Regions from separate parts of the Mus musculus genome. Here region 1 is linked to region 2. A link is a loop called in an ENCODE intact Hi-C map of the cell type or tissue named here. Cell type or tissue: left cerebral cortex. All regions are shown on one strand. Links, peaks and the distances in the headings refer to the core of each region. The heading gives the core; the rest is flanking DNA. Region 1 holds the start of Bahcc1 (BAH domain and coiled-coil containing 1). Region 2 holds the start of Actg1 (actin, gamma, cytoplasmic 1).

Region 1 (8,318 bases), core at 258-8,257, 120 kb after region 2:
TCAGACGCTGAACGTCTTAACGAGGTGAATGCAAAATGCAGAAAAGAGACTTCCGCAGAATTTACTTCTGCAGAAAGGAGTGGGGGGAGGGTGGCTGGGAGTTGAAGGCTTGGTTTGATGCCTGCTCTCGGGCTTCCCGGCGTGACCCAGGGTAGCCCGGGAAAGGCTGCTGGAAACGGCGCGAGCAAGCTCGAGAGCGCGGCCCGCTCGGCATTGCACAGGGAAATGAAACCGAAGCTCCGAGAACTACTCGGAGGAGCGGAGGGGAGGGCGCTCTTTGCACTGGGCACTGTTGCCGGCTGCGGCAGGGCCTCCCGCACCGCATCCGTCCCGGCGGGACACTGACCTGTGTGCGAAGCCATCGGCAGCGGCGACGGGAAGTACTTTCCGGGCTGGAAATGCGCGGCCGGTTGCGCGGCGGGGCCGGCGGGGGCGAGGCGCGCGGCGGCGGCGGCGCTGCGGTGGCCCAGGCTCCCGCGCTCCGATAGCAAATGCGGCGGCGGCGCGAAGTCTCGGCCATCCATGCCGGGCCCCGGCCCCGGCCCGCCGCCGCCGCCTCCAGCAAGCAGCGTGGCCGGGGCCTGGGAACGACTCGGAGTGCGGGCGGTGCGCGAGCGGCGCGCGGGAGGCGGCGTCCGGGGTCACCGGAGGCACAGATAGCCGAGCCGGTCAGCACACCGGCGGACTGGGCTTCTCCGCGGGCGGCCGCGCTCCAAGCCGGCGACCGCCGTGCAGGTCCATGGTCTGCAGAGGCAAGCAAAAGAGACTTGGTGACTAGGGGTTCTTCTCGCCCGGGGTACCCGCCCCTCCCGCTACCGGCCCCCTCCTCGCGCGCCAACACGAGTGGCATCCAGACCGGACAGCGAGGCTGGGAGCGCTCGGAGGACTCCCTACTGCACACGCTTACGCGCCGGGTCATTGGAGCCGCCCAGCACGCGGGTCCGCGAGCACACACGCACCGTCCGAGCCACGCTTGGCCTGCAAGAGCCAGAGGCAACCCAACCGCGCTGCGCGCAGCTTCCCTTTCTGGTCCCTGAGAGTCCCTGCGGCGAAGGCGCCGTTGCGAAGAGGCTGCTGGCTCCACTGGGTGATAAAAACCCAAATCTGCGAAGCCATCACGCACACTCGCACGCGCGCGCACACACACACTCACACACACGCACACCCTCTCCCCTCCCCCGCTGCCCAAAGGTGTCTCGGAGGAAAAAGCCCTGGGTCCACGCTTGGCCCCCCCCCAACCCCCGCCCGTCTTTCTGAAGTCCAGCTTTTACTACATTCCGCTTAACCGAATAACCATGCTAATTAAGCGAGTAATTTTATTGATTGTAACTCAAGAGTTCTTTTTAAAATAACCTTCCTTTTCTCCTCTCTCCCATCCCCCCCCATGCGTCTTTCAGTCCATTCTTTTGAATGTCGTCCCCCACTCAGCCCCAGTGGGACCGCCTCCCCCCGCACCCCCCCAGCATTGTGCCACAACCCCAGACTGGCGTCCCGGAGCTCCGGGCGCCCCTCGACCGCCACCGGCATCACCTGGGCCGCTACGCCGCAGTGCCTGGCCTGCTGTCCCCGAGCCCGGAGCTTCCCGGTGAGGCTGGAACAATCACCCCGCCCCCCAATCAAATTCGCCCAGGATCTTCCTCTGCGGATTGGGGGTTTGGGAGGGAGGGGGCTCAGAGAGTCAGAAATTGTTTTCTCTCTGCCTCCCAAATCGGCCACAATGTTTCTCCATTCAGCGCCTGCCCGGGATCACTTAACCAAGGCTGGTCTTCGCGTGGCACCTAGGTCGACCCTGCAAAGGAGCACAGACCAAGCATAGCTCAGCCTTCTCCTGCGTCTGGGTCCCAGCAGACCCGTGTCCTCGGGTCTTCCAGACCCATCTCGGACAGGGCCGGCTTAAAATGACCCTCCTCTTCTTTTTCTTCTACCCCTCCCATCGCGGAAGTCTGCTCCCGGGCGAAATCGGAGACAATTTCAACTCTGAGAGGAGCAACCCAGCAAGCGAAATAAACTGTACACCACCATGCACGTGCGACCAAAATCTCTCGGCCCTCCTCCATTTCGAATACTTCTCTCCTTATTTCCGAAATACGCATTGTTTTAATACTTCATCTCAGTTCCAATAGAATGGAGATATTCTTAACTGTGAACTTTGCAGACAATCAAAACCTTTTTTAAAGCCATTCCACCGTGACAACAAAGCGATTAAGATGTTTTCTATTTCGTAAATACCATTTAAAATTGCTATATTTTATGCTCTGGGTTCTACACTGTCTTATTTGCACACTATTTTGTGTCTGATTTAATCTATAACCGAAAACATAATGTATTAAGTGAATACATATTTGCTCAGCTGATAAGCTTTTTTTAATATTTATTCGGAGAATTTTGCATTGTAAATAAACGGGACTACACAAAGACTTCTTTGTGCTCGAACTGCATACAAAGGGGTTTGGGGCTCTCTTCCCTCTGGGGAGCTTCACTCTCCCCGGGTCCAACAAATAACTCGCTTCTCCACCGCGCGGGCCTATTCGGCGATAGCCACGGCGCGGAAGGCTCAAACAAGGCCGAGGCGTTGTTGGCGCCGGGGTCAGAGGATGGGCTGCCCGGGGATGGAGAGGGACTTGCGCGCCCCAACCCAGGCCGGCGCCTCTCGAGCCCCGGAGGGCGCCGAGCAGGACAAAGGGAAAGGAGGAAGGGGAGGGAGGTCAGGAACCTGCCGCTTCAAAGGCGCCGAGGGCCGGAGTGGGGTCGGAGGCTGCGCGCGCGGTACAAGGCTTCGCGACGGCCTCCGGGGAGTCGTGTGCGCTGGGCTTTTGTTCTGGGCCCCCCACCCCCAGTAAGACATTTCAAAGTGGGAGCGAAAGTGGGGGCTGCCGGCGATTCTCGGGACGCGGGCTCTGGGCTCAAGCAGTGGCTTTACTCTCCACCCCCTGCGGGCCGATCGCCGGCTCGTTCGTGCCTTTCTCTCAAGCCTGCTAGACTTTCTACGCAAACAAGGGGTGGGTTGTGTCTCCGGTACCCGCCGTTGCGCTTCTGAACGGACTAGAGGGGACTTTTCTTTGTGTTCTGTCCTGCCCGAGAGCTGCCGCGCCGCCCCGGTCTGCTCGCGCCCAGGGCCTGGGAAAGCCGGCTCCATACGGAGCGAGTAAGGGCAGAAACTGAGGCCACAGACCGAGAGCCGCGGCCGGAAGCTGAGATGCAGCAGATCGCCGAGTCCCGAGGCTCCGAGGCCTCCCCAAGCCAAACCCCGGTACAAGACACCGCAATGGACCCCGGGCAGGATTGGACCAGAGGAAACAGTGGCAGCGGGCAGAGAGCCGCGCGCGGCCGGAGAGCCGACGACGAGAGCACAGCTAAAGAACCCGAACCCCAGAAATCCTCCCCCGGGTGGCTGGGCGTGACCCCCAGAATTGTGCACCCTCCTGAGGCTTGGGCAGCACTCGTACCCCCAGCTCCTCAAGGTTTGCTTTGTTTTCAAATTTCGCATCGAAACGCCGGGTCTGAGACGCCTTTGTCCTCCGGTGGAGGCCAAGCTCTGGAGTCCGTGGGCTCCCTCCTGCCGAGTTTCCCGCGCGGGTGGGCGCAATGGGGCCTGCAAGGCCAGGCCGCAGCCAGGAGCGCGCCGGGAGCGAATGGCTCCAGCGTCGCTTCACAACCCGCTCCCTGCGAAACCCGCCCCCCCCCCATCAGCCCAGCTAGGAACGGGGACTGGGTGGTGCAAGACCCCCGCTCTGGGAAATGGACCGGTCCCCGGACCACGCCACGCGGGTCTTGGCCTGAGCCCGCGTGCTGCCCAGAACGCGCAGCATGAAGACGCCCCACTGTTCAGCCCCCCTCCTCCATCCCAACTCCCCCAGAGAGGGAAAAAAAGGGAAATGTTCTGAAAAGAATTAAGTCTGTGGGGAGCGGAACCTGAAAACCTGCCAGTACCCCTCTAATCTCCTGTCCCTTCACTGAGGCCCGGAAAGCCGTGGCCACGGAGAGCCGACCGTTCCCTGCGCCACGGAACGACCGGGCGGAGCCCATTCAAGATTGCTGGGGGAGGGGAGTAAGATGGGGGAGCAAATAATTGGGGTTCGCTCCTGGTTCCTCCAGAACTGGGCTCTCACTGACTGTCCATTCGGGGCTACCCGCGAGGCTCTTGCTGAACGAAGCTTGGCGGTCTCTGTCCTGTCTCGATAATTTATTTTTAATGCAGGGTGTCGATCGAGACAACAAGCGCTCAGAGCAAAGCAAGGACGCATTACGGGGGGAATTTTAAACCGATCGATAAAATTTTTCAGAAGAAAAAATATCGTACTCATATATATAGTCCATCTTTTAAAAAAAAGCCTTTCAACATCATAACGGATTTTAAAAGGGAAGCTCTATTATTTAACATCACAATCCTGAATTTCTTTTGCTTAAAAATGTAAACCCCCAAAAACCAAAATAATATAATAAAATAATAAAAATAGCAAAAAAAATTAAAAATGAAAGCAATTTGAGTTACTTACTGGAGGCTGTTTCCTGGATACAATTGAATGCAATACAATTAAATCAGTAAATGTGACTTTGGTTTGTATTCCTATTGGTATTTTCAATGTGCTGACTGTTGCACTGTGAATGCACGGCTTCCACAACAACGACTCTAGCGAGCCCATCCAGAGCGGCTCTCAAACCTGCAGCCCGGCGCGGCGAGCCACGGGCCCTGCATACTAATAAGCTCGTGCCACTCAGCCCGGAGCAGCCCGAGCGCTGATTGGCTGCTCGGCCCTCCACGGCCCTGAGCTCGTGCCACTCATTCGGCGTAAACAGGCCTCCCAATAGGCTGGCGCCGGGCCAGGGAGCTGCCAATCAGGGAGCAGCAGGGCTACTACCAAGCCTGATGGCGCCTAATTCAAGCCCAGCGACTGCGCAGCTCCTTTGCGCAGATCATTGCTGCTGAATGGGAATGTGGTGGCGCAGGGCGGGAGAGGAGCTAGGGATAGTGAGAACGGGTGTCCGTGTCCAGGGGAGACTTGTGGTTTTGTTTTTCCATAATTTGTCAGGTGTAAGGTTTGGGGCATTTTTATTTGTTTTTATGCACAAAATAAAAAAGAAGAAATAGCCTCACGCTGTAAACCAGATGCTCTGTCCATACCAAGGGTCTGTTTGGCAGGTGGCAGAACCTGCTGCACGTAGGCCCAACTTCCAAGCGCAGATTCTGAGTTACCCTGATGTACCTCCACTCCCAGGCGCCCCCCACCCAAACTAGGAATACACTTCTGCCTGAGGCATGCCCACAGGCTCCATATATGCCCTTCTTCCCCCTGCCCGAGAGGCAGATGTACCTTTCTTCGCCAGCCATCTATCTGTCCGCTCTCAATTATTATCTCCCTCCGCCACACTTTGCAGCGTAGCAACAATCGAAATGAAAATCGAGGCTCTGTTGCCAAGATAAGGATTTACTTTTTCTATCAGCCCCTAGATTTTAAAAATATCTTCACTTGATAATTTTAGGGGTGGTTGTCATGGTGTGAAAACCATGCTTAGCATTTCTCAGGGCCTGTCCCTGCATATTCGCAAATTTCTCTCTACAATGGAAAACAGCCTCTAAACAATTCTCTTTATCATAATCAGAATCAAAGCGCTTTTAAAATATTCTGCAAGCAAATATTTCGGTTAGAATTTGGTTGCCTACCCAAATGTTATTTATTCTCAAGAAGTAGAGGTGATGTCTTAGTGGCGATGAATACATAATTTCTGCTTCTCTTTTTCTCTGTGTGTTGGGGGGGAGTATTTAAGTAGATGCCAATCGACACAGCTATATTCCTTTGGATTTTTCCAGTCTCTTTCCTGCGTGGACACAAAGGAGTTAAATCTGAGATCTGTGGTCTCCTCTCTTTCCCCGCCTCCCTTGCTTCTGCAAAACGGTCACGATTGGTTGGCACTTTGCCAGCGGGCTGTCCATCACTAAGTGTAAACAAGGCGCTGATTGGCTGTTATCCAGTCCGCACCGGGCCTCCTGAAAAAAGCAATTACTGGCTCCGCGGTTTCAAGGCTGCCCAAGGCCGCTTGATGAAAGGAGATAAACCGGGGACGGTTTCCAGGATCCCCGCGGGCCGACCCAGGCAGCTCGGGAGCCGAGGTGCGGCGGAGAGCTTGGGGATCAAAGGCATCTGAAGAGAAAGGGGAAGCGGGCGCACTGCCGGGCCGGCCTGGCCCCCTGCGGGCCACGCTGACCTGGGAGGATGGGGGCGGCGGGCGGGGACTCCGGGATTTCCCCCTCGCAAGCGACTGGGCTTCGGCCGCCGCCCGCTCTAGGTAAGCCGGGGTCTCCGCAGGCCGCCGGACGGGGAACACAAGCCTGACTGCGGGGTGGAGGCGCGAGGCCAGCCCGGGATTGCGCCCTCTCCAGCGCGGTGATTGCTGCGCGCCGGGGCGCACGAGCTGCGGTGAGGCACATCTCCTGCAGATCCAGTACGCGATTGAATCAGGCCATCCTGTGAGGGATGGGCGCGAATTCCGGCTCCCGGTGGCTCGGTGGTGACCCGACGGCGAACGCCGGCCGGGCTTGGCCTGAGGTGAGCTCCGTTGTTCTGGTCCCTCCAGCGGCGGGCAGCCGTTTCCCGCTTCGCACGCACGGAGAGAAGATTCCCGGCTCGGGAGAAACCGCTGCTGGCAACGGGAGGCCCCGGAACGCGAGCGCCCCTGTTCTCGGTTGGTGTAAGCATCTCTTGCAAGCCGCAGATTTTCTGAGTGCTTGGAATTCGAGTTCCTCGCTATTTTCTTTCACTGATTTTGTTTACCGATCCAGGAATCTTTATATCTATCTCCCCGTTTAAAGTATTCTCCCTTACCCCATCCGTCCCTTCAAAAAGAAAAAGAAAAAGGGAAAAGGATTTTAAAAAAAGAGAGAGAGAGAAATAATTGGATGCTACAAGGACACAGCGTGGCAATCCTCCGAGCTGCTGCAACCTCGAGGGGACCCGGGAAGCCAGTGTGGGGGAGGGGCGCGCCTAGACAGCTTGCACCCACTCTTTGATTTTGCGTAACCCGGGTCCTCTAGGCTGGACCGGGAAGATCTCCAAGTGTGGGATCTATCCCTCCAGGGCGGGTGGAGATGGTCAGAAGGGCACACCGGTAATCCATCTGCACACAGGCCTGCTGCTAGACACGAGAACGCGAGGTTTCTTTCCTCCTCAAGCCGGTTTAGAATCTTGGGGATCAGCACCGCCGGATCCCTAAAAGCTGGGCAGGAGGATTTGTCTCCAACCCCGCCATGTTCTGTGTCCACCCCAACCCCGTTCTGTGTCGTCTCACATCCCCGAAAGGCTCCCAGAGTGTGAAAGGCCTCGGCTCCTTGCTGTCTCGCTCCCACCTCTGCGTCCTCTCTAACCTCAGTATTCACTTAAGTCTAGTGGCCTTTTTCCTCCTTCGCTCAATACTGTTTCAAAATAGTTGTTACAGCAAATAGCTGCCGACGCGCCTCTGGATGCCGCCAGAGGCTGGCAGCTGCCCAGCGCGGGCGCACAGCCCCCGGCAGTTCCACAAGACCAAAATAAGCTCCCGTGTTCCTCTCACAGGGCTCGGCCTCCCGGGCGGGCCCGGGCATGTCTGGCTGGGCTCGCTATCTGCTTGGAGCAAACCATCCTGGTTTCCTCCTTGACTTCCTGCTATCCAAAACTAACAAATGTTTTTCATTTTAGAAGAACATGGCGTGAGGATCAGGGTCCTTTCTAGAGCAGTGCTTCTCACCCTTCCGAATGCTGCGACCCTTTAATACAGTTCCTCATGTTGTAGTGACCCTCAACCATAAAACTATTTTCGTTGCTACTTCATTACTGCAGTATTGCTACCGTTATGAATTGTAATGTAAATATTTTTGGAGACACAGGTTTGCCAAAGGGGTCATGACCCTTTAGGTGGGGAACTGCAGGAACTAGAGGGAAAGGGGGGGGGGTGTTAGAAAGAGTAGAGGAGACAGGACTATAAGCCATAGGTCAGTCTTTGCACAGGTGTCTCTGCTGTCACCTGAAGTTTTAAAAAAATTGTATGTTATTAATGCTGCAACCACAAACACCCATTCGCTAGCCCAGGGCACAATGGCCTCTGGATGCACCGGCCACCTCCACAGCCTGTCAGATGCCCTACATAGGCAGCTGTGCTGCTCATATATCAGACTTCAGGCAATAGCGTGTGTGCCCATGAACACTTGTGCAGTTTTGAACATGTGCTCTGTCTACATGCTTGTTCTGTGGGCTCACACAGCATCCATGTGTGTGTGTGAGCCTCACAACACACCCATCACCTGCCTTAGACCCCAGGATCTCCTGGTACTCCAGTGGTAGGAGAAG
Region 2 (8,318 bases), core at 102-8,101:
GCCGCTTGGCCGCAGCCCTGCCTGGGTTCCCCTATCGGAGATGACTCAGCGGTGGGTCCGCCCTAGCCCTGCCTGGTTAGTAGTTTCCTGGTCCCTCTTGGCCTTTAGGGTGAGGAGGACTTGGAACCGCAGGTGTGCTGCACCCCTCACTAAGTGGCAGTAGCCGGACCCACCTGGCGGTCCACATAGGAATGACACTGGCCGCCACTGACCTGCCTCCCGCAGGGGCCATGCCAGGGGCGCCATCTGCTGGGCCCTGTACCCAGGCTCGAACCCCAAGGTCACTGCCCCAGCATCCAACCACCTGGGACAGCTGCGCGCATAGTACCGGCCCAGCGTTCTCCTGCTCCGCCCCAGGATTTGGACTCAAGGGGGTGGTGGTGGTGGTGGGGTGGGTGGTGGTGGAGCTGGAAGGTGGCTCTTTCCTCCTGTCTGAAGTTTGAGGTGGCCTTCCCGAACTCTCAGCCTCATATGCTGAGGACCCAATGAGCGAAATGGACTGCGGACTGGGCTCCAAGGATGCGGGTGGCCAGAGGCTTGAAGGGGGATGAATGGTCTACTCACTACTGTAGCGGGCCACACACTGGATTTAGTCCTTTAGTCCAGACACTTTCACTGAGCTCGCCCGGGTCACACCTTCCTCCCCTGACCCCCGAGCCCCGCCCCGGGAGGGGTAATGGCAGGGTCAGAGTGACCCGCAGAACTCCAGCCTAGCCTCTGCCTACCTCCATGACTGCTGGGGCAGTGGCAGGGTACAGACCGTCCAGAGCACCAGCATTCTGCCCTTGTCCAGCCCTGACCTGGCTCCCAGTCAGACGCTGTGTCCACTTCCTGAGGGTGGTACACAGGCCCTGAGCCACACTAGCTCTGTAGGCTACTCCATGCTAAAGCAGGAGGTCTGGCTGACCTGTGTATTTCCCTGTCCCACCTCCTGGGTAGCTGCTCCTTGCCCATCTGGGATCACTAGAGCTTGGATTGGGGGATTCTTTCTCTCCACAGCTCCAAACCCTGCATTTTAGGATCACGATGGAAGTGGGAACCGGGTCTGCCCCACTTGCTCGGTTGTCCAGGCCCTGCTCACTTCCGCTGCCACCTCCTGAGCTGAGAAGCCTTCCCTCTCCCTTCCTTTGGCTTCCTGCCATGTGCACCACATCCAGCTTCATAAAGGACAGAGCTTCTTTGTTTAAAGATTTATGTCTAGGAGCACACTGTAGCTGTACAGATGGTTGTGAGCCTTCATGTGGTTGTTGGGAATTGATTTTTAGGACCTCTGCTTGCTCCGGTCAGCCCTGTGCATTCAGGCTCAAAGATTTATTTATTTTTTGGGTTTTTTTTTTTTGAGACAGGGTTTCTCTGTATAGCCCTGGCTGTCCTAGAACTCACTCTGTAGACCAGGCTGGCCTCGAACTCAGAAATCCACCTGCCTCTGCCTCTTGAGTGCTGGGATAAAGGTGTGTGCCACCACACCCGGCCCAAAGATTTATTATAAATAAGTACACTATAGCTGTCTTCAGCCGCACCAGAAGAGAGCGTCAGATCTCATTACGGGTGGTTGTGAGCCACCATGTGGTTGCTGGGATTTGAACTCAACACCGTTGGAAGAGCAGTCAGTGCTCTTACCTGCTGAGCCATCTCACCAGCCCACGATGGAGTTTCTGTGGCTAGCTACTCAGTGGGTATAAACAGAAGCCTCCAGTCCATGGGCCTGGGGGTGGGGGCAGTCAGTGGCAGAGGTGGAACCCAGTCAGTGACACCAAGGTGCGCAGAGCATGGATGGAACAGATCAGAAACCTGACTGGGGTGGCCAGCCTGCTAAAATGAAAGCTGAACTGGAAGCAGGTACAGACAAGCGGGGCTGGTCAGAGGACTAGAGGTGGCTGCAGGATCTGCCTCTTGTTGTGCAGAAAGTGGGTAAGAGCTGCAAGGGGGCTATCAGCTTTAGGAGGTGCATGTCTCTCAGGAGGAGGCAGCCAGCCCTTGGACACACTTTCTCAGACCACTTACCACATCCACATCTCACCACAGCAGTGAGGAACAGATGGTCCCTGGGTGCTGGAGCGGCTTAGTGGGCATAACAGGGAGCAAGGTCCTGAGAGAAGAGCTTTCTCTTTTTTGAGACAGTTTTCTCTATGTAGCCCAGGCTGTTCTGGAAGTCACTGTGTACACCAGGTGAGCTTTGAACTCACAAGAGATCTGCCTGCCTCTGCTGCTAGAGTAATGATTCAAAGGTGTGGGCCACCACACCCAGCCGAGGTGGAGCGAATCTTTGAGATCAGGCCAAGGCCTAGGCAGGCAGGCCTGCCTAGTCAGCCTCAGGTCTGACACAGGTGCACTAAGTGGCTGGGCACACCTCGGAGCAGCTGGGAACCTCCTCCAGCCGGGCAGATGCCCTTCCTAAGGGTGGGTGGGGAGGCTCTGTTTGTTGGCCAACACACTTTGTTTCATGTGTGCAGACCCTTGACCTTCATGGTTGTAATGTGTCCTGGCTTCTGCCACCCGAGGCTGGCTCAGACTCACCCTCGGTTTACTGCCTCCCTTCCAGTGGAAAGGCCAGACCTGTACCTCTCGGCACAGACAAGATGTCCCCACCTGCATGTGATGTGTCTGCAAAGGCCTAGACAGGAACGTGGACTCCAGTTATTTAGACGTTGAGCTCCTCAGACTTTTACAGTTCCCTTTTTATTCTGGGCTTTTAGGTTTACTTAAAAGTTTCAAAGACATCAGAGGAGTTCACTCATTACACTGTAACGTCAGCTCCCTTACTGAGGGTAACCTTGGCATACATTCCAAACCTGGCCTGATGCTCCCGGCCTTTTCACTCTCTTCTGTTCTAAGGTTAGGTTGACACCCCTGAGGGCAGGAACAGTGGAGACCATGTTTCTCGTTCCCGTTGCCTAACAAGGAGAAAGTGAGTATGAAGTGCCTTGGTGGGCGGAGCCTTGCTGGAGGATCCAGGTACCAAGCACAGAGGTGACCGGACTCTCCGGGGAATCCAAAGTGGCCGCAGGGAGAAGGAAGTGACAGGTTGCAGTGACCACCTGGGAGGGTGTCGGATGGAGCCAGCCTGCAGTAAATCTCCCCAACTCTTCAACTGCTGCATTAATCCACCGGAATATGAAATAAGATGCAACAACGTCACAATAAAAGCCGACCAAAGCCAGCAAAGGAAAAATGTTTTTTATCATTTCTCTAGACTGAGTCTTTCTTTACAACGGAGACACGCCCACTTCTGGCAGCCCTGCAATCGTGAGCCTGCAGCCCTGGCCTGCAGGCTCACGGAAGCCAGGCATTCTCAATTCCTGCTCCAAGTGGGGTGGGGCCGCCAACTTCCACAGCAGGCAAGAACAGCCCGGACCTGACCTTGGGCGAGGCCTCCCTCACACTGCCCAGTTGCAAAACTGACAAATCACAGCGCCTCCTTCTCGTGCACCGCGTTAGGAGGCCGGGCTGCGGCTCCGCTCCGGCGGGGCTGGGGCTACCCCTCCCCCGCGTCCCCAGGGAGGGCTGCGTCTCGGATCCCAAGCGCACAGGCGAGGGTCTCCGCGCGCACCGGCCGGAACCGCCTTTGTCCTGCGGGCCAATGGGTAGCCTGCTTGACTAAATAAGGCGAGGAGCGCGGCCCGGCGCCCCGTCCGTTACGTCCGCCCCCGTGACTCAGGGCGGCCACTGGCCTCCCGGCGGCGGGCGGAGCGCGGGTCGAAATCGCCAAATATGGCCGCGCGCCGCCCGCCGCCCCTGCCCCCACCCGCACACCTGAGTTGCACCTTGGTCCCGCGGCGGGACAAGGCGCCCCCGCCGGGGGAACCCGGCCTTACATGGCCGTTCCGTGCTCGCAGCGCCTTCTGCACACAAGCAGACAAAGGCGTCTTAAGAGAAGGCTCGGATTTGAGGGCCAGGCCCCCGGCAGTACTTCTTGGGTAGCCATGGGCGTGTCAGAGGTGTGAGTGCTCACCGAAACCTTCCACTTTCCCCACGACTCTCACCCCCACCTACAAGTGTTAGTTAGCTGTTAGCTCCTGTAGGCTCATGGTGGGGTCCTGGAGGTCCAGCCCTGCATCCCCCTCATGGGTGGTGCTCCCATTTGACAGGCACCTCTGTACAACCACAGGGCCAGCGCCCTTCTTTCTAGGCCTGATGTTGCACAAAAGGTGACTGAGTGTTGGCACGGGTTTATGGCCAGCAGGTAAGCAGGGCAGGCTGCTTGGTCCCCCTGGGTCTTGTGTTCATGTCTCAGATGGGGAGCTGACCTTGCAGGGCTGCCTGAGAGCGCCTGTGCATAGGGTGGGAGTGGCACCCCGTACCTGCTCGAATCAAGCTCTGTGCCCTGTGACCTTGGAGTCCCTCACCTCACTGCTACCCTCCGCTTCATTCCACAATGAACCATTCCAGAAGCTTACAAATAAAACCCGGTTAACTCCCGTGCCAGCTTTCTCTTCAGGCACCATCTAGGACGGCAGCGCCACGACCCTGCTAAGGGTGACAAGTTTCCAAACAGCCGGGAGAAGGGCAGCGAGGCCGGCCCGCCCCCCACGCCTGTCCGGAGGGGACTAAGGCCTAAGCATTCTGTGCCCAAAACCAGTTTGACCCGGACTTCATAATCAGTGGAGAGGAGTCTCGCCAGCTGACCCACGCGGGGGGCGGGGCTGGACCATCCTGAAAGTCGGGAGACTTCCCCTGCCTCAGTTTCCCTACAATGTGTCCCGCAAAGCCAGCATAACACAATGCCCACTCACACCACCACCACCACCTTCTTTGATGCCCAGGGACACCCAACCCCGTGACGACCCCTCCTCCAATAAAGGGACATGGCTGAAGTGGAAGAACTGGTGACCCTCTCCCACGTGACTGGGATGTGATGGCCGCTCCCCGGACCCCCGGGAATCCCTCCAGCCCGTCCCCAGCCAGGCACACACGGACCCTGTAGAGAAAGGTCCTGGGGGGTGTGCGGGGCACAGGATTCACATAGGGGCGGGGGCCACGGGACTCACCCCAGATCGGGGCGCGGCCCGCCCCGGGCTTGGCAGTTTCGGGGCGCAGCCCGGGCCCTCCCTGCTACGCGGCAGTCCCGGGGCAGGGCAGGGCCGATCGCACGCACGCCACTCGCCGAGACCCCCGCGAGCAAGAACCGGGCCTCCCGGGGTCGCGAGCGCGCGGGGGCGGCGCGGGCGGGGCCGTTGGCGGCGGCGCGGGCCAGGGGCGGGCGGGCCCGGGCCCCACGTGTCCCTGGCGGGCGGGCCAATAGGCGCCCGGCTTTTGGAAAGATCGCCATATATGGACATGTTCTGGGGCCGCGCGCGCCCCCGCCCGCGCGCGCGGCCCGCTCCCGCTTAAATAGCGGCGGGGGAGGCCGCGGTCGGTCTCACACTCCGCCGCCGGCTTACACTGCGCTTCTTGCCGCTCCTCCGTCGCCGCCGCGTCCTTCGCCGGTAAGCTGCCGCTCCCCGGGCTTGGCCCAGTGACTTCCTGTGGCCCTTTCTTCCCGCTCACCCTGCCTGCCGCACCGCTGCGGAGCGGAGCGGAGCGCAGGGCGCCTGACGGGTGGGCCTGGGTCTGCAGCCGCGGCTGGGGGCAGGGCGGGGCCCGACGCAATGCGCAGCCCCTCCTCGCCGCGGCGGAACGGGGCGCTGCCGGTAGCCGACGGTTACGCCGCCCGGGGTGGGGACTGCACTCCTCCGGGGTGGCTCGGCCCTGGCCGAGGACATTTTCTGAGTTCGGTGAGGGCTGCGCTAATTCCGGGGCTTCTTCCTGCGCAGATCGCAATGGAAGAAGAAATCGCCGCACTCGTCATTGACAATGGCTCCGGCATGTGCAAAGCCGGCTTTGCTGGCGACGACGCCCCCAGGGCCGTGTTCCCTTCCATCGTAGGGCGCCCCCGACACCAGGTTAGTTGAGAGGAGTGGCCTCCCTTGTGTTCTCTCTGGGCCCGGGTCGCGCGGTGGGTGGGGCGAGTCTGACCGCGGCCTTTTCTCTCGCAGGGCGTCATGGTGGGCATGGGCCAGAAAGACTCATACGTGGGTGACGAGGCCCAGAGCAAGAGGGGTATCCTGACCCTGAAGTACCCTATCGAACACGGCATTGTCACTAACTGGGACGACATGGAGAAGATCTGGCACCACACCTTCTACAATGAGCTGCGTGTGGCTCCTGAGGAGCACCCGGTGCTTCTGACCGAGGCCCCCCTGAACCCCAAAGCTAACAGAGAGAAGATGACGCAGGTATGCTTGAGCCGGGACCTTGCCTCCCCTTGGGCGTGACGAGTCATTTTGTGTTGTGCCTCATTTCCTGACATTCAAGCGTTTCTTTGGTGTTTCTAGGGTTCTGTTCCTCTTCTCCTGGCATTTCCTCCCTGAAGCCTCCAGGTTTCTGTTTGCGTTTCTGCTTGCGTTCTGTTCTTTTTTTCTTCACACATCACATTTGTGGCATGCAGCATGCAGAGTGTGGGTGTGGGAGGCTCAGGGCCCCTGCTACTCACTCACTCAGGTGTTCTTTGTCTTTCCACAGATAATGTTTGAAACCTTCAATACCCCAGCCATGTACGTGGCCATTCAGGCGGTGCTGTCCTTGTATGCATCTGGGCGCACCACTGGCATTGTCATGGACTCTGGTGACGGGGTCACACACACAGTGCCCATCTATGAGGGCTACGCCCTTCCCCACGCCATCTTGCGTCTGGACCTGGCTGGCCGGGACCTGACAGACTACCTCATGAAGATCCTGACTGAACGGGGCTACAGCTTTACCACCACTGCTGAGAGGGAAATTGTTCGTGACATAAAGGAGAAGCTGTGCTATGTTGCCCTGGATTTTGAGCAAGAAATGGCTACTGCTGCATCATCTTCCTCCTTGGAGAAGAGTTACGAGCTGCCCGACGGGCAGGTGATCACCATTGGCAATGAGCGGTTCCGGTGTCCGGAGGCACTCTTCCAGCCTTCCTTCCTGGGTAGGTGTCCACAACATGATTTAGGAGCCAAGGGGCTCTCAGAAGGGATGGAACACACAGAATGTAGTGGCTAAATGAGCTCTGTTCCCTAGGCATGGAGTCCTGTGGTATCCATGAGACCACTTTCAACTCCATCATGAAGTGTGATGTGGATATCCGCAAAGACCTGTATGCCAATACAGTGCTGTCTGGTGGTACCACCATGTACCCAGGCATTGCTGACAGGATGCAGAAGGAGATCACAGCCCTAGCACCTAGCACGATGAAGATTAAGGTGAGTGGCTACCACCCGGCCTGAGCTGGCCTTAGGACCTGTGGCTGGGAAGTGGGACCCACAGGAAGGGCATGAGTGCTCATTCAGTGTTTTTCCTCCACAGATCATTGCTCCCCCTGAGCGCAAGTACTCAGTCTGGATCGGTGGCTCCATTCTGGCCTCACTGTCCACCTTCCAGCAGATGTGGATCAGCAAGCAGGAGTATGATGAGTCAGGCCCCTCCATCGTCCACCGCAAATGCTTCTAGATGGACTGAGCAGGTGCCAGGCATCTGCTGCATGAGCTGATATTGAAGTATCAATTTGCCCTGGCAAATGTACACACCTCATGCTAGCCTCATGAAACTGGAATAAGCCTTTGAAAAGAAATTTGTCCTTGAAGCTTGTATCTGATATCAGCACTGGATCGTAGAACTTGTTGCTGATTTTTGACCTTGTATTCAAGTTAACTGCTCCCTTGGTATATGTTTAATACCCTGTGCATATCTTGATTTAGTCCTTAGTTCATGTGGCTCGGTCACTTGGGGGCTGGGGAGAGCACGCTGTAGATGAGAAAGCCCCAGCCTGGTGGATCTCTGTGAGCACCACTGAGTGATCTGTGCAGGGTATTAACCAACAGCAGACTTCCAGGATTTCCTGAGGCTGGCAAGGGTTCCTGAACCAGTTACCACTCCTTCTTGCCAGTCTAACAGGGTGGGAAAGTCCGAGCCTTAGGACCCAGTTTCAGTTCTGGTTTCTTCCCTCCTGACCACCATCGGTTGTTAGTTGCCTTGAGTTGGGAACGTTTGCATCGACACCTGTAAATGTATTCATTCTTTAATTTATGTAAGGTTTTTTGTACTCAATTCTTTAAGAAATGACAAATTTTGGTTTTCTACTGTTCAATGAGAACATTAGGCCCCAGCAACACGTCATTGTGTAAAGAAATAAAAGTGCTGCAGTAACTGACCATTGTTTTTCTGGTTTGGCACAGGGCTGTGGGGTAGGGTGGAGTTGGGAAATGGAAAGGTGTGTCTGGTTGCCTAGCAGCAGAAAGCCTTCCCATTGGTAAGAAAGCCTGTACCCCAGCTTAAAGCCAGCCATGCTTGGAGCAGATTGTTCACTC

Evidence for each region. Hi-C counts contacts between places; a loop is a spot of excess contacts. Peaks named below come from ENCODE experiments on the same cell type or tissue, not always from the same donor. Only the 100,000 strongest peaks of a DNase experiment are listed, where the experiment ranks them.
Region 1: a loop joins it to region 2, with 4 times the contacts of the local background. A loop is called at or near these places in 11 of 42 quality-filtered maps.

Annotation. Positions count from the first base shown.
Region 1 is chr11:120,229,286-120,237,603 of GRCm38, reverse strand. It overlaps Bahcc1 (BAH domain and coiled-coil containing 1), which reads right to left and starts at 4,657. Exons shown (of 28, transcript NM_001347621.2): 1 at 4,497-4,657; 2 at 347-744. The coding sequence starts at 524. 2900052L18Rik (RIKEN cDNA 2900052L18 gene) reads left to right here and starts at 5,987. Exons shown (of 2, transcript NR_151480.1): 1 at 5,987-6,109; 2 at 6,306-8,318. Gm11772 (a long non-coding RNA gene) reads left to right here. Exons shown (of 2, transcript XR_001780401.2): 1 at 1-24; 2 at 1,398-2,420. In left cerebral cortex, for the core only: a CTCF peak has its summit at 4,926; DNase peaks (open chromatin) are centred at 5,947, 6,497, 7,030, 7,404 and 9 more places; H3K4me3 peaks cover 8,000 bases; H3K27ac peaks cover 7,498 bases.
Region 2 is chr11:120,345,533-120,353,850 of GRCm38, reverse strand. It overlaps Actg1 (actin, gamma, cytoplasmic 1), which reads left to right and starts at 5,356. Exons shown (of 6, transcript NM_009609.3): 1 at 5,356-5,426; 2 at 5,754-5,882; 3 at 5,976-6,215; 4 at 6,502-6,940; 5 at 7,033-7,214; 6 at 7,318-8,164. The coding sequence starts at 5,760. The coding sequence ends at 7,461. Mir6935 (microRNA 6935) reads left to right here and starts at 6,438; the gene lies at 6,438-6,501. It overlaps 0610009L18Rik (RIKEN cDNA 0610009L18 gene), which reads right to left and starts at 5,173. Exons shown (of 2, transcript NR_038126.1): 1 at 4,989-5,173; 2 at 2,661-3,094. In left cerebral cortex, for the core only: CTCF peaks have their summits at 185 and 3,848; DNase peaks (open chromatin) are centred at 4,850, 5,244, 5,922, 6,364 and 5 more places; H3K4me3 peaks cover 4,410 bases; H3K27ac peaks cover 4,084 bases.